Linked DNA regions of Homo sapiens: region 1 is linked to region 2. Evidence: read pairs that join two places in POLR2A ChIA-PET (ENCODE). Cell type or tissue: Panc1. All regions are shown on one strand. Region 1 holds the start of LOC124903869 (a long non-coding RNA gene). Region 2 overlaps MICOS10-NBL1 (MICOS10-NBL1 readthrough).

Region 1 (8,000 bases), 170 kb before region 2:
TGGACAAGTCACTAAACTCTTCTGAGCCTCGAGTTCCCCCATCTATAAATGAGGGTAGTAACACAGTAGTCACCCCTTATCTGCAGTTTTGTTTTTTGGCAGTTTCAGTTACCTGTGGTCAACCATGGTCTGAAAATACTAAGTGGAAAATTCCACAAACAATTTGGAAGTTTTAAATTTCACGCCGTTCTGCGTGATGAAATCTCATGCCTTCCCACTCCATCCTGCCTGGGACATGAATCATCTTTTTGTCCCGCGTATCCACACTGTACAAGCTATGTACCCGTTAGTCACTCAGGAGCCAGCTCGGTTCTCAGATCCACTGTCATGGTGTCACAGTGCTTGCGTTCAAGTTACCCTTATTTTGCTTCATAATGGCCCTAAAACACAAGAGTAGTGATGCCAGCAATTCAGATATGCCGAAGTGAAGACAAAAGGGCTTCTTTAAGTGCAATTTCTCAATTTAATAAAGGAAGGGAAAAACTATATGCGGAGACTAAGATCTATGGTAAGAATGAGTCTTCTATCTAAAATTTTGAAGGAAAAGAAATTTGTGCTAGTTTTGCTGTCACACCTCAATGCAAAGCATATAGGGTTCGATATTATCTGTGGTTTCAGGCATCCAATGGGGGTCTTGGAGTATATCCCCCATAGCTAAGGAGGGACAACTGCTATACATACATTATACTGTTATTTTAAGGATTATGTGGGGGTAATCCTCATTCAGCATCTGGCACATACCTGGGACATAGTCACTGCTCCATAAATTCTACATGTTAAGTCAACAGAAAAGAGGAAGAAACAAGAAAGTAAAAGCATATAATCTAACAATTTCACAACAAAGGCCTCGCTGGCCTTCTGCCAACCTCCAGAAAACAGTGCTGGACTCTGTGTACCCGCAGTGTGGCTGGGACTGCAGACACCAGGAAGACCTTGGGACCTGTGGAGCCTGGATGGTTCAGTTGTCTGAGCCAAGGAGGGCTGGATTAGGCTCAGTGATCGAAGCTGAGCAAGTTTCAGCACATACCTCTACAAAGTGGACGCCCAGGGATGGCTGATATGATGATTCTTTAGGAAGCCAAATGCTCAGTTTCTCAGAAAGGTGTTTTCCTGTTTCATGACAGATAAAAAGGTTTCTCATCCAGACAAATAAATCTGCTGACTGAGAGCTTTCATTAAAAGCAAACAGTCTTGCAATAAGGAACCGTAAGCTAGGAAGGCCTTCCATGAATATATGAAATGTCACAAGTCCTCAGCCTGTGTCTGAGAGTGAGAGAGGGAGAAATTTGAGAAGGTGCTGACCAGCTCAAAGACTGGGATATCATAACCCTAACAACATCCAGTCAGTACATTCCTCACCTACAAACGAAAATCACAGGCAAGGCCACGCACCGCTGAGTCCCAGGAGACACACCTTCCCAAATAAGTGTTTGGGTGGGTTGCTGTTAACTTCCAATAAAGCAGATAAATGTCATCAATTGCTTCCTGTCTTCAGGTCTTGTCAATACAGAATGCTAAGTCCGCTAGCCTCGAAAGCCTGTGTACCTTCCACAGTCTTAAAGACTTGATGGGAAACTGGAAAAGCAATCAGGAACAGAACACCATGGGCACGAGACTCATTCCAGGTACTGTCACAGCAAGATACCCTTCTAGTATTCCAAAGCTAGGAACACACCTCCCCTTGCTCCCGCCAGCCCAGGGAAACCGAATAAGCTGTTTACCAGGGACCCCAGCAAAGCGAGCCTCAAAACTCACCAGTGGGAGAACTTCATGACACAAAGAGAAAACATTGTTGCTTTCATTTGCCAATTTTTAAATACTTAGCTCATAAGTTCTGTGACCAAAACTAATAGAAGGCTCGGGAGGAGAGCTCGGAAAAGCAGAGGGGGTTGTTTTCCTAGGCTCCTTCCTCTAACACGAAGGTGGAAATCAATTCGCTTTCCCCTTCTAACCCTTGAATCCCTGGAGAACGATCGTATTTGGATGGCCTACGAATGCTCAGCTTTCCAGTAGTGCCCCAGACGAGGAATCCATCCATCCAAGTATTGTTCTTACCTCCCACTACCTCCTACGTCAGGGGAGGGGACCGGGCACATGGTTCCGAGGTCATGCTCCTCACTTAGAGGATCGTGGGAATGCTTACGGAAACACTTGTCACGGCGCTGCCAGCTGGAATCGCTGCTTAAGAAGAGGCTGGAAAACTAGGGAGTGCGCGATCAGAGACGGGAGGCTGGGGAGAGCAGGGAGGCAGATGTTGTGTGTTATCACTGAAACAAACACAAGCCATCCAGTTGTGCACTTCAGCTACGTGCGGCTTAGCGTACTTCGATAATGCCTCCAGAAAGTCAGGGAAAGGAAATACAGAGGAAGCTGGGCCTCTCTTCTACCACCTCGAAACTGTCCTGCTGCCAAACAGATCTGGGAAAGCAGGTTTTAATGAGAAAATTCAATTAAGAAATAAACTTAAGTAACCCCATAGCATGCTGAGTGAAGAGAGGAGCCTTTCTCAAGTGTCTTAGTGCCGAGGAGTGGACCAAGGGGCTCTGAAAAATGACCAATGAGGCTTCCCGCCACTCAGAGGAAGCCAAGCTCAGAAAGGCCACGAAGACCATCCTCGCTTAAGCGCGGGGCCAGATTCCAAGGCCAGGTCTGCTCCGCCTCATCCATTTCTTGTGCTGCTTCCCAGTGAGACTCAGCAGAGGACACACGAGGCCACATGAGGTACTCACATCAGGATCTCAGCTCTCTAACACAGGGAGGGGTGCAACGAAGGCAAGGACACAGGTGCTGTGCGTGACTCCCCACCGGGGCCGGCGGGCACTGGGTGGCTCAGAGATCATTAGGAACGGTCGCTCCCTCCCTTTCTCCTGGTTTCCCTTCTGTCCTCTGATAGAGGAAAGTGGCTTAGATCATTCTCACAGGAAGATTAAATCCAGAGCAAGGGAAAGGGATAGGAATCCGTTTCCAATCAATGATGGAAACCAGATTCCCTCATCAGTTGGGATTCATTCTTACATGTTGTAAACATCACAGAGCTCCACCCATGGCTACAAGCGTTCAGGAGGTATGAAGCATGGTGGCACATCCTGGGTGAGAGCTGCCTGTGGCCAAGAAGCCTCCCGGCTTGGGCTGGCCCATCTGAGGGACAGGAAGCAACACGTCTCTTGGAAGTTATCCCCAAAACTCCCATCTCAGAAAGGTGAGATAAAGCACAAGACTGTCCCACTCTTGTAAATGTTCTATATTTACAGGAATAAAGTTTTAAAACCATCTTAGACAACTATAACCTCCTTCCTGTAGAACATACCCATGTACATTTGTACTCATATGGGAAAATATGGTATCAATTATTAATAGTAAAGTATTTGAATTAAAGGTCTTTTGTTCTTGAAGAACCACGGGATCTCAGTTTCAGTGGCCTTGGAGTCCCACTTCCCCCGTATGAAATCCCTAAAGCACTAGGTGTTTTGACCCCTGCTTGATCTTGACTATGGGGAAAATGCACCATGTCCCCAGTCAGCCTGTGTCACGCGGTGCTGGCTGTTTGGCAGCTCTGCCTTACACTGCAGCCTCCAGCACAGAGAGTCCTCTGTCCAGAACCACCTCAAGGATGTGCAAGTTCTCTGCCACATGGCATCCCTCAGACACCTGAAGTGAGCCATCTCAGCCTCCCTCCAAGCAGCTTCCCTCCCGGCTGACACTCCCAGCTCTGCTGTGTCCTGCACATGGCACGCTTCCGAGACCACTCGCCCTCGGCTGTCCCCTGGGGTTCATGCCACTGGATCACTGGGTGCTTAATAGGCGCCAACCATTTCAGAAACCACCTCTTATTCCCGTGAGAGCAACCCCTGCAAGTATTCTGTTTTGGTTTTGTTTGTGCTTTTTCTTTTTGCAGGAATCAAGGCCCTAACATCCAGAACCTCAGCAGTCTCTCTGGCTGCCATCCACATCATCTGCCCAGACACAAAGAGAGCGGGACAGGACCACAGCGTGGCCAGGTGGGGGTGCTACCGGTTTTCCCTACAGCTGACGTAAAATACATATATTACTGCAAATCTAATAACCTGCTTAGAAAGCACTTCAAGGCAGAACCATTCAGGAAATACCTTAATACAAAATACCTTTGTTTTTCTTTTCTTTTTGTTTTTCTGAAGCAGGGTCTTGCTTGCATACCACCATGTCTGGTTAATTTTTGTACTTTTTGGAGAGACGGGGTTTCACCATGTTACCCGGGCTGGTCTTAAACTCCTGGGCTCAAGCGATCCACCTGTCTCAGCCTTCCAAAGTGCTGGGATTACAGGTGTGAGCCATGCACCCGGCCCATAAAATACACCTTTGTAATGAATATGTGAGAAATAGATACTGGAAGAGATGATGTAAAAACAATTTTTTATTTTTATTTAATCTCTCTTATGCAGATTAAGCATTTCCCCTGAAATCCAACCCTCACAGCTCAGTCCAAACTTTTCCTCACCGTGAAAAGGTGAACTCCAGACCAGCCTAAGGCCAACCGTTCTGAATGGCAACCACTAGATTCAAAGCAAGGTGCTGTGATGTTGCTAGGTGTTTGGTTTGTGCTCCTATGACCAGTGTGGGGGGAAGGGACTTGGGCAGACATCCAAGCTGAGGTCCCCTGGGCAGAGTGACTCAGAATTAGTGTCTGGATAGGCATCCGTGCACCCAACGCTACTGACTTACTCCAGTTCATCCTGAAGACAGACTATTACAGTAAAAGCCATGTTTTAAAAAAGTTATAGCTGCTAGGCCGGGCGCGGTGGCTCACGCCTGTAATCCCAGCACTTTGGGAGGCCGAGGAGGGCAGATCACAAAGTCAGGAGATCGAGACCACCTTGGCTAACATGGTGAAACCCCGTCTCTACTAAAAATACAAACAATTAGCCAGGTGTGGTGGCGGGTGCCTGTGGTCCCAGCTACTCGGGAGACTGAGGCAGGAGAATGGCGTGAACCCGGGAGGCGGAGCTTGCAGTGAGCTGAGATCGTGCCACTGCACTCCAGCCTGGGCGACAGAGTGAGACTCCATCTCAAAACAAAAAACAAAAAACAAAAAACAAAACAGTTATAGCTGCTAAAACCTTATGCAGAAAGTCCACGAAATTTGAAAATATACATCATATAAACGTAAGCAAGGCTGAAAACACGTGAATCCCAGTTAGCTCACCCTGCATTCCTGCCCATGCAGCTCGTGACCCAGCTACAGCCTTGGGTCTGTACTCTCCCTGCAGTCAGAGGATGGGGACAGGTGGCACACTGCTGGCCTGAGCACAACAGGAGTCCGTTTGCTTGGGGACATTTCTTGGAAATAAAGTAAGTATAAGGGTGTACTCAGGAACACTGCATTTTATCTGGGACTCGGCTTTGTTGCCCAGCCCAGCACAGGGAAAGAGGAGTTTTAAAGTGTTTCAGAGGAAGAAAGAGAAAACCTTGTTGGCCTCAGGGGAGTGAGGTATAGCACACTCATTCAGCTTCATTTACTGAGTACCTACCTAGTATACACAGCAGGGCATGTTCACCCCTTTTTTTGCATAACAACATACACCCAGGGTGGCTCCAGTATACTCAGAACTACGGAACTGAAGAAGCATCACATCACATCTTTCCCAAGTGATGCTGGGTGGGGTCCCCAGTGTAGAAGGCAGACAGAGAAAAAAAAAAAAAACAGCAGCACCAAGCGGCTCAAAAGCTCAGGAGAGGCCGGGCACAGTGGCTCATGCCTATAATCCCAGCACTTTGGGAGGCCGAGGCGGGCAGATCACCTAAGGTCAGGAGTTCGAGACCAGCCTGGCAAACATGGCAAAACCCCATCTCTACCAAAAGTACAAAAATTAGCTGGGCGTGGTGGTGGATGCCTTGTAATCCCAGCTACTTGGGAGGCTGAAGCAGGAGAATTGCTTGAACCGGGGAGGCGGAGGTTGCAGTGCGCTGAGATTGTGCCACTGCACTCCAGCCTGGGCGACAGAGCAAGACTCTGTCTCCAAAAAAAAAAAAAAAAAAAGCACAGGAGAGGTATCCACAGCCCTTAAAAAGCATCAGTGATAGCTCCAAATGCTGAAAGATGAAGGGCTCTGTCATCTTTAAACCCTGTTTGTGATTTCCAGTTTCAATGAGCCTGTTACATTATTACTGTAATCCTAAAAAAAAGGCTCACAAATTTTTTAACTGACAATTTTCAAAAAACAAAAGTCAGTGCTTAGTCCTGTTGTTTACATCGGGTACACTATTAGAATCTGGCTTTCAGAATGGAGAGACCCAGACTGCTCATGACAATTACACCAGAGGATCTGATTCAAACTGATTCGAGCTGGGGAGTGGGGGGGCGTGGAGTGAGCAGGAGCAGCTGAAACAACGCTGGGCACGGAGGATAACTGCTGAAGTTGAGTGACAGATAATTGGGGGCTCATTATATCACGTGCTTGAAATTCTCTGTAACAAAAAGTTCTCTGAATTTAAATCAGGCAACACTAACTTAAAGTTCCCTTACGGTAAGGCCTGGTTGCCACCTACTCCTAGGCTCTTGCAAGCTTTAAGGCCAGTATGAGTCGAATGTTTACTGGACATTAGGCAGTTTTCTCACACTCACACTCGCACTCGGTCCAGGAAAGCCCTCCCGGGGCAGGGGGCCAAACGAAACCCTAAATGCAGCTTTGTAGCAGCCCAGCTGCTCTGAAGGACTGAAAAACACAGGGTCCTCAAAAATCACCAAAAAACCCTTTGGCTTGGACAGCTTTTCCTTCCCTGGCTTCCTGTAAAGATGCCGCAGGCTCCCTAGAATCTCCAACTCCGGTTTGTTTTTAGGAAAGTTCCGTTGCTCCTGCCTTCAGCTTGGCTGCCTACTCCACGTTACACAAATACACCTCCTCTGTGCGGCGCAAACAACCTCTACGCCAGTGGTGCTGAAGGAGGCCTTCGCTACTTGCATCCATCCTATCAGCGTCCAGAGGAGTGAACACGTAGATGTCTATCACTGACTTCATACCCTTCCCCCAACAAAAAAACCTTAAAATCATAATTACATCCTTCTCTACAATGACCTTTCTTACTTTTATAACAGGATTTTAAAAATCCATTCCTGGCCAGGAGTGGTAGTTCACGCCTGTAATCACAGCACTTTGTGAGGCCAAGCTGGGAGGATGGCTTGAGCCCAGGACTTCCGAGACCAGCCTGGGCAACATACTGAGATCCCATCTCTACAAAAAAAAAAAATACAAAAAAATTAGCCAGGCATGGTAGCGCGTGCCTGTAGTCCCAGCTACTCGGGAGGCTGAGGCAGAAGGATCACCTGAGCCTGGGAGGTCAAAGCTTCAGTGAGCTATGATCACACCACTGTACTCTAGCCTGGGCAACAGAGAAAGACCCTATCTCAAAAAAATAAAAATAAAAGATAAAAATCCATTCCTTTTTTTAAAATAAGACACTGTATAATATTAATATAGCCACGGCAGCACCACTGGACTTACGGCCTGGCTTTAGGGAGACCTCAGACTGTTGACGTCAGTTTCTGGTCCACAGCTGCCTTGGAAACCTCCCTGAGCCAAAATTAAAACAACAGCTTTCTCTCAGGGTATGCTTAAGTTATTGTTGTTGTTGTTGTTGTTTTAAAAAGAAAAAAAGACAACAGGTTTGATGTGACACTCAGTGTCTCCGGTGTGCCAGGCACTGTGTCAGGTACTTTACAAACAAGGAAAGCAAGGCACAGAGAGGCCAGGTCACCTGGGCAAGGCCGCCTGGCAGATGCTGTGTGTGGCCGCAGAGTGAGGCATGTCCCAGACTCAGCCTTCCTCACCAAGAGGGACTCAAAGCCTTCTGGGGCACTCTGTGATGAAAGCTATGGGCTCTCTCCCCAGGGAGTGCACACACACAAAAGTCTGAATGAAATATCTGGTGGGTTCATAGTGCCCCTCTGTTCCCCAAACGTCCCCTCTGGTTAAAAAAACTCTATTCAGGTGAAACCCTGTCTCTACTAAAAATACAAAAATTAGCCG
Region 2 (8,000 bases):
AGGGGAGCAGCAGGAGTGGAAAAGAGAGATATAATGATGCTAGTACAGAGTTTATATTTACAGAACTTGAAATGCAGGCTCAGGAGTGGGAGGAGTCAGGTGGTGCCAAGCCTACATAAATGAGCATGGTGTTGCTTTTGACAAATAGGAGAGGCAGAGAGGGGAATAACATTTTGTAGTTTCTTAATTTCTAGTATGTCTTGAGATAGGTCTCTAATTATATGCAGCTCAGTTAACAGATGAAAGTTATTGGTTTATCATGCATTCATCTTTATGAAAAGAAAGGATTCGGCCTTGCTTCTTCCTTGTTACGAAAGTATGGCCAGGGCTGGGCACGGTGGCTCACACCTGTAATCCCAGCGCTTTGGGAGGCTGAGGAGGGTGGGTCACCTGAGGTCAGGAGTTTGAGACCAGCCTGGCCAATATGGTGAAACCCCATCTCTACTAAAAATATAAAAATTGGCTGAGTGTGGTGGCGCATGCCTGTAATCCCAGCTACTCAGGAGGCTGAGGCAGGAGAATCACTTGAACCTGGGAAGGTGAGGTTGCAGTGAGCCAAGATCAGGCCATTGCACTCCAACCTGGGCGACAGAACAAGAAGGCTCTGTCTCCAAAAAAAAAAAGAAAGAAAAAAAGTAGGACAGTAAAAGACTTAGAAGCTGACTTGCCTTAGAATTAAAGTTAACCAGCAGATTTTGTGTATTCATTCAATAATCAAGTCTAGTTAAATTGTTTGAAGCCATTTTAATGTTTAAAAAAATACTAAAAGAGGCCATTGAATAGTCATGGAAAAAGAAAGCAAATTATTGTTTTTCTTTAAGTATCAGTTCATCTGATAGATGTGGGTTACCACAAAGCATTGGTGGCTCACCAAAAATTGCCTGTTGGTAGCCTGTGTTTGCAAACTGATACCTCTCTATTTCATGGAGTGATATCAATTAGGTTATACTTAAATACTTCAAATGCTTTTGGTTGTCTATTGGTTTGGGTTTTAAATTAGTACACGTTAATTGTTGAATTGGGTAGCCACATTTTGTTTGTTTTATGTATATTTAAACAATGTGACCAAAAATACTTTTTCCATTTGCGGCAGCAATGTGAATAATGGAACATTGTGACCTTCTAGATTCTGTTAGTATTACAGAATAATGTAATTAGGCGCTATGTGGAACTTGAAAACATACTTAAATTTTTGTTCTGGCTGTGGTTTTATGCTTTCCTAAAATGTGGCCTGTAACAGTTTATTAGTAAATATGCTGAATTGCTTTCTTTGGCAAGTGCATTTCAGTATTGAATCCAAGTAAAAACACAAATATTTACTTATAAAAGTCATTTGGTGTAGTAATATTTTTACTATGGCCACTGACCCACTAGTGAAATGTTAGGGCATTGCTAGATTGGATCCTGTTTATTTAAGGGCCGAGAGAAAGAGAAAGCTAACATTAATTGAATGCCTATTAATGTGCCATCATATTTGGTACACTATTATCTCTTTTTTGCTTTCCCAGCAACTCGGGAAGTTTATATTATCTCTGTTTTTCCAGCAAGAAAAGTAGCTCTCAAAGAAATTTATAGAAATTGAGAAGTTGATTTTTAAACTCTGAAAATGTAAACAATCCAAAATAGTCAAACCAATTTTTAAAAAGAACAAAGTTGAGATTCTTGTATTAGCTGATTTTAAGGCTTGCAGTAAAGCTACAAGACAGTGTGGTGTTGGAGAAGAGCTGGACATATAAATCAGTAGAGTAGGATAAAGTCCAGAAATAGACCCATACATACATGGTCAATTCGTTTTTGACAAGGCAATTTAATGGAGAAAGGAAAATCTTTTCAACAAACCATGCTAAAACGACTAGGTTTCCATATAGAGAAAAAAATGAGCCTCGCTTAAAAGGGTCGTAGACCTAAATATAAAAGCTAAAACTATAAAACCTATAAGAGCTTTCCCGTGTGGAGTCTGGAGACGACGTGCAGAAATGGCACCTGGAAAGGGGAAGGAAAAGAAGGAAGAACAGGTCATCAACCTCGGACCTCAGGTGGCTGAAGGGGAGAATGTATTTGGTGTCTGCCATATCTTTGCATCCTTCAATGACACTTTTGTCCATGTCACGGATCTTTCTGGCAAACAAACCATCTGCCGTGTGACTGGTGGGATGAAGGTGAAGGCAGACCGAGATGAATCCTCGCCATATGCTGCTATGTTGACCACCCAGGATGTGGCCCAGAGGTGCAAGGAGCTGGGTATCATTGCCCTACACATCCAACTCCGGGCCACAGGAGGAAATAGGACCAAGACCCTTGGACCTGGGGCCCAGTCGGCCCTCAGAGCCCTTGCCTGCTCGGGTATGAAGATCGGGAGGATTGAGGACGTCACCCCCATCCCCTCTGACAGCACTCTCAGGAAGGGGGTCACCGTGGTCGCCGTCTGTGAACAAGATTCCTCAAAATATTTTCTGTTAATAAATTGCCTTCATGTAAAAAATAAATAAAAAAAGTGAAACCTGTAAGAGAAAATCCTTTGTGACCTTGGAGTCAGAAAAGATTTTGGGGAATACAAAAAGCAAGTTTCAAAGAAAACTGATATACTGGATTTGATAAAAATTAAAAACTTTTGCTCTTTGAATGGCACCATTAAGAAAACAAAAAGGCAAGCCGCAGAATGGGAGGAAATATTTGTAATACACATATCTGATAAAGGGCTTAGAATACATAAAGATCTCTTAATTTTAAGGTTCCCCCCCACCCATAGACTCAGGGTCTCACATGTTGCTCAGGCTACTACTTCTGGCCTCAAGCAATCCTCCTGCCCCAGTGTCCGAAAATTCTGCAATTTAAGATGTGAGCCACTTTTCCCAGCTTTTTTTTTTTTTTTTTTTTTTTTTTTTTGAGATGGGATCTCACTCTGTCGCTCTGGCTGGAGTGCAGTGGCACAGTCACGGGAGCCTCAGCCTCCTGGACTCATGATCCTCCCACATCAGCCTCCTAAGTAGCTAGGACTACAGGTGCGTGCTACCGCATCAGGCTAATTAAAAAAAAATTTTTTTTTTAATCATAGGAAGACAACACATGGGTAAAATTATACCAGTGGCAGATAGGCACATGAAAAGATACTTAACATCAGTGGCTGTTAGGGAAAAGCGAATTAAAATCATGAGATATACCTACACACCCATTAAAATAGCTAAAATTTTTAAAAACTGCCAATACTAAGTGTTAATTAAGCTGTGGAACAACTGGGACTCTTATACACCGTTCATTGGAATGGGAAATGGTAGAACCACTTTGGAACACTGTTTGGCCATTTATTATAAAGTTAAACATATGATATAGCCATTCTACTCCTAGATATTTACCAAAGAGAAATGAAAACGTGTCCACACAAAGACTTACACATGCGTGTTCATAGCAGCTTTATTTGTAAGAGTTAAAAAACTGGAAACAACTGAGATATCCATCAGTTGGTTAATGGAAAAACAAAATGTGGACTGTCCTTAAAGTGGAGTATCTGTAATAAAAGGAAACCAACTATTGTTATATAAAACAACATGAATACATTTCAGAATCATTTTGTTGAGTGATAGAAGCTGTACACAAAAGAATACATACTTTATGATCCTATTTACATATTTACATACGAATTTCTAGGAAATACAAACCAATCTAATGAAGTTGAAGGAAAGGGGGGAAAAACAGAATAATTAAAATGACTAAAGAAAGCATAGCCTGGCTGGGCACGGTGGCTCATGCCTGTAATCCCAGCACTTTGGGTAGCCGAGGTGGGCAGATCACGAGGTCAAGAGATGAGACCATCCTGGCCAACATGGGGAAACCCCGTCTCTACTAAAAATAAAAATATTAGCTGGGTGTGGTGGTGCTCACCTGTAATCCCAGCTACTCGGGAGGGTGAGGCAGGAGAATCTCTTGAACTCGGGAGGCAGAGGTTGCAGTTAGCTGAGATCGCTCCACTGCACTCCAGCCTGGGGACAGAGTGAGACTCCATTTCAAAAAGAAGAAAAAAAGCATAGCCCATAATTCTTAGGTCTTGTAAACTTGTCATTTTTAAAAATAGAAGGCAGAGATTGTTTTAAAATGCTCTTTAGATAGACAGTATGAAAGGGAAAGAAAGGATAAATGAGTACAAATCAGAAAAAATGTTGGAGGCTCTAGATAAATGAGGAGGTGGTCTAAGAAGACAGCAAATCAAAGTCACCCCACCCCCCACCCCCCGGCTTTTTTTTTTTTTTTTTTTTTTTTTTTTTTGGAGACAAGGCCTTACTCTTGCCCAGGCTGGAGTACAGTGACACAATCGTGGCTCACTGCATCTTCTGCCTCCTGGGCTCAAGCGATCTTGCTGCCTCAGCCTCCTGAGCAGCTGGGATTACAGGCTCGTACCACCATGCCCACTAACAGATTGATCTTAACGGATACTGAGAGACAAGGTATATTTGGGAGGAGTCGAAATCTAGTGCATTTACTTCAATTTTCTTTATCCAATCTAAGCCATTAGGATGCTTAGGATAATTTATAGTTATTGTAACACTCTGACATAATTGTCGACAGATTTGTAGACTTACCTTACTTTGATAAATGTTTACAAGTTAGAACAAACGTTTCTGATTGTCAGAACCTGCACATATAAACCACTCAGAATTCCTGTTTGATAGATTTTAAATGATTAACTAAAGCAACTGATTTAAGCAACATAATTCACTTTTTACTAGGAAGGTAGTCTTAAGAAAGCTGCTAGTTTCTTGGCATCATTTCAGATGACTAAATTGAAATTCATTTGCTGTAGGAATTTTTTATTTATTTCTCTTTTTTTTTTTGAGACAGGGTCTCACTGTCGCCCAGGCTGGAAGGCTGGAGTGCAGTGGCACGATCTTGGCTCACTGCCACCTCCACCTCCCGGGTTCAAGCAATTCTCCTTCCTCAGCCTCCCAAGTAGCTGGGATTACAGGCGCCCACCACCACACCTGGCCACTTTTTGTATTTTTAGTAGAGACAGGGTTTCACCATATTGGCCAGGCTGGTCTCAAACTCCTGACCTCAAGTGATCCCCCAACTTCAGCTTCCCAAAGCGCTGGGATTACAGGTGCAAGCCACTGCGCCTGGTCAAAATTTTTAATTTCTTTACCATTTCAGCATAGTCCTGTATGTGAGAAACCATGAGCTTGTTAGCTTATAAATATCCTATTCTGATTAGATGCAAAAACATATTACTGTTTCAATCACATATTTTGTCTTGACACTAAAATAAATGCTACTAATTCTATGTATTCCCAGAAAAGATTATGAAGAACTTATCTTTCTCTTTATTCCAGTTGCAACTTGATTTTTTTTTTTTTTTTTTTTTTGAGACAGGGTCTTCCTTTGTCACCCAGGCTGGGGTACCGTGGCACAATCACATCTCACTGCAGCCTTGACCTCCTGGACTCCAGTGACGTCCTGCCTGGGCCTCTCAAAGTGCTGGAATTACAGGTGTGAGCCACCATACCTGGTCTCAACTTGAAATTTATTTTAGCTCATAACTTCTACTTTAGAAGATGTTTTAAGGCCAGGCGCGATGGCTCACACCTATAATCCCAGCACTTTGGGAGGCTGAGGCAGGCGGATCACTTGAGGTCAGGAGTTCAAGACCAGCCTGGCCAACATGGTGAAACCCTGTCTCTACTAAAAATACAAAAATTAGCTGGGCGTGGTGGCATGCGCCTGTAGTCCCAGCTATTTGGGAGGCTGAGGCAGGAGAATCGCTTGAACCTGGAAGGTAGAGGTTGCAGTGAGCCAAGATCGCGCCAGTGTATTGTAGTCTGGTGACAGAGTGAGGCTCCATCTCAAAAAAAAAAAAAAAGATTTTTTTTTCTTCACTCATTTTATGAAAGCTAAATTCTTAGGTTTTTTAATTTTATTATTCATTTATTTATTTGAGACGGAGTCTCACTCTGTCACCCAGGATGGAGTGCAGTGGCGCGATCTCCACTCACTGCAAGCTCTGCCTTCTGGGTTCACGCCATTCTCCTGCCTCAGCCTCCCAAGTAATTGGGACTACAGGCGCCCACCACCATGCCTGGCTAATTTTTTTTTTAATTTTTTTTTAATTTTTAGTAGAGACGGGGTTTCACCATGTTAGCCAGGATGGTCTCCATCTCCTGACCTCGTGATCCGCCTGCCTCAGCCTCCCAAAGTGCTGTAGGTGTGAGCCACGTGCCAAGCCAATTCTTAGTTTTATAATGTATGCAAGTCCAGGGATTTGGAGAGGTTTTTTATGGGGCTTGGTAGAGTAGTGCAGCCTTTAAGAAAGACTCTAGCCAGGCGTGGTGGATCATGTCTGTAATCCCAGCACTTTGGGAGGCTGAGGCAGGTGGATCACCTGAGGTCAGGAATTCGAGACCAGCCTGGCCAACGTGGTGGAACCCCACCTCCATTAAAAATACAAAAATTAACTGGGTGTGGGGGTATGTGCCTGTAATCCCAGCTACTTGGGAGGCTGAGGCACGAGAATGACTTGAACCCAGGAAACAGATGTTGCAGTGAGCCAAGGTAGCTCCACTGCACTCCAGCCTGGGCCACACAGTGCCGCTGTACTATCATGTCAGCTGGGTGGTGCTTCCTGGCCTTACTGTCCTTGCCAGATTTTAGCAGGCTCTCAGAAGGCCTGAAACTCAGGCACATTCTTTCAACACCTTTTCAGATGCTGACTTCGGATATCATCATTTGTATCAACACATCCTAAATGCAGAAACATGGGTGTACTTAAAAATATTTGACTGCCTTTTCTGTTTATCTTTGTCCGTGAGGCTTTTTAATATACTCTTTCCTACGGATCCCTGACCTATGAATTGTCGTTAAGTGTGGTCACTTCCCCCTTCTCAGAAGTTCCTAGTCCTGGTCAAACCCTTGCCTTTGCCTGTACTGGTTGTCTTCCATACCATCTCTTTCATTTCTGCCTATCATGGAATACAGGAAAGGTGGAGGGAGGGCTGTTGAGAGATCACAGGATGCAAGGTGGTAACATTACCAGTCAGTTGAGCCGAGAAGGGTCTGAAGTCTGGACCTTAGCTCCCACTTGCAGTTGCTTTGGGGCTGCAGAAGCCAACTGGTATTTTCACCTCTGATGGCGGCTTCTTCAGATCTGTCCTCATTGCTGCCAGAGTGAACTACATAAAGTACACATCTGATATATAGCTTCTCTACTTAATTCCGTCTGTTGCTTCCTTATTGCTTACAGGGTAGAGGCCACGATCCTTAGCATGGATGGCATAAAAGGTTGTCGTTCTTTATCTCCTACCTTACACTTGATAATTTGGCAGCAAGGAGCTTGCTGTAGCTCCTATCTCTTGCCACCTTACCTCCCACTTCCTTCTCTAACCCTCCTGGACAGTTTGGGTATCCTCAGTGCTCCTAGTACATCCTGTTTCTGTCATTGTACCCTGTACTTTGTGGGTCTGATTATCAGTTGGCTCCAACACTGGAACAGTGAACATAGTGCGGGAACTTATCATTCCCCAGGGCGTGGCATAGTACCTGGCACACAGTGGGTACACGGTTTGTATAACTAAGGAAATGCCCACACATAATGTTGGCCAGAAAGAAGTTTGGAAGATGTTTAGTTTTCCTGTGGTGGGTTTAAAATGTATTATAATAGCTTCCTACGTCTGTGAGGAGGCTGCACTGGGAGCAGTATAGTGTGGGGATGAAGCACCACGCCTCTGGAGTCAGGCTCCATGGCTCACATCTCACATGTCTGACCTGAGGCAAGTGACTTCACCTTTCTGTGCCTCAGTATCTCTATAAAATGGAGCTCATAAAATAAGTTTATTGTGAAGATTAGATGAGAAAATTTAATCCTTGAGCATAAGTGCTTAGTGAATGCTATTCCCTTTATTTACTATTCCAGAAAACAATGTAGATGTTTTTATAAATCAAGTTAAATTATATTTTATTTATTTATTTATTTTTGAGACAGAGTCCTGCTCTGTCACTCAGGCTGGAGTGTGGTGGCG

Evidence for each region. Peaks named below come from ENCODE experiments on the same cell type or tissue, not always from the same donor. Only the 100,000 strongest peaks of a DNase experiment are listed, where the experiment ranks them.
Region 1: POLR2A ChIA-PET joins it to region 2 with 12 read pairs; 4 of 35 experiments call an interaction of 5 or more read pairs at or near these places.

What each region holds. Positions count from the first base shown.
Region 1 is chr1:19,436,016-19,444,015 of GRCh38, forward strand. All of the region lies in intron 1 of CAPZB (capping actin protein of muscle Z-line subunit beta), which reads right to left. It overlaps LOC124903869 (a long non-coding RNA gene), which reads left to right and starts at 3,883. Exons shown (of 3, transcript XR_007065525.1): 1 at 3,883-3,998; 2 at 5,201-5,325. In Panc1, CTCF peaks have their summits at 3,991 (motif pointing right) and 4,190; a DNase peak (open chromatin) is centred at 4,616; H3K4me3 peaks cover 658 bases; H3K27ac peaks cover 8,000 bases.
Region 2 is chr1:19,606,138-19,614,137 of GRCh38, forward strand. The region is part of intron 1 of MICOS10-NBL1 (MICOS10-NBL1 readthrough); the gene reads left to right. All of the region lies in intron 1 of MICOS10 (mitochondrial contact site and cristae organizing system subunit 10), which reads left to right. It also overlaps the pseudogene RPS14P3. Among named protein-coding and RNA genes, the nearest start is that of MICOS10-NBL1, 13 kb to the left of the region's middle. In Panc1, no CTCF peak of the experiment used is centred here; no DNase peak of the experiment used is centred here.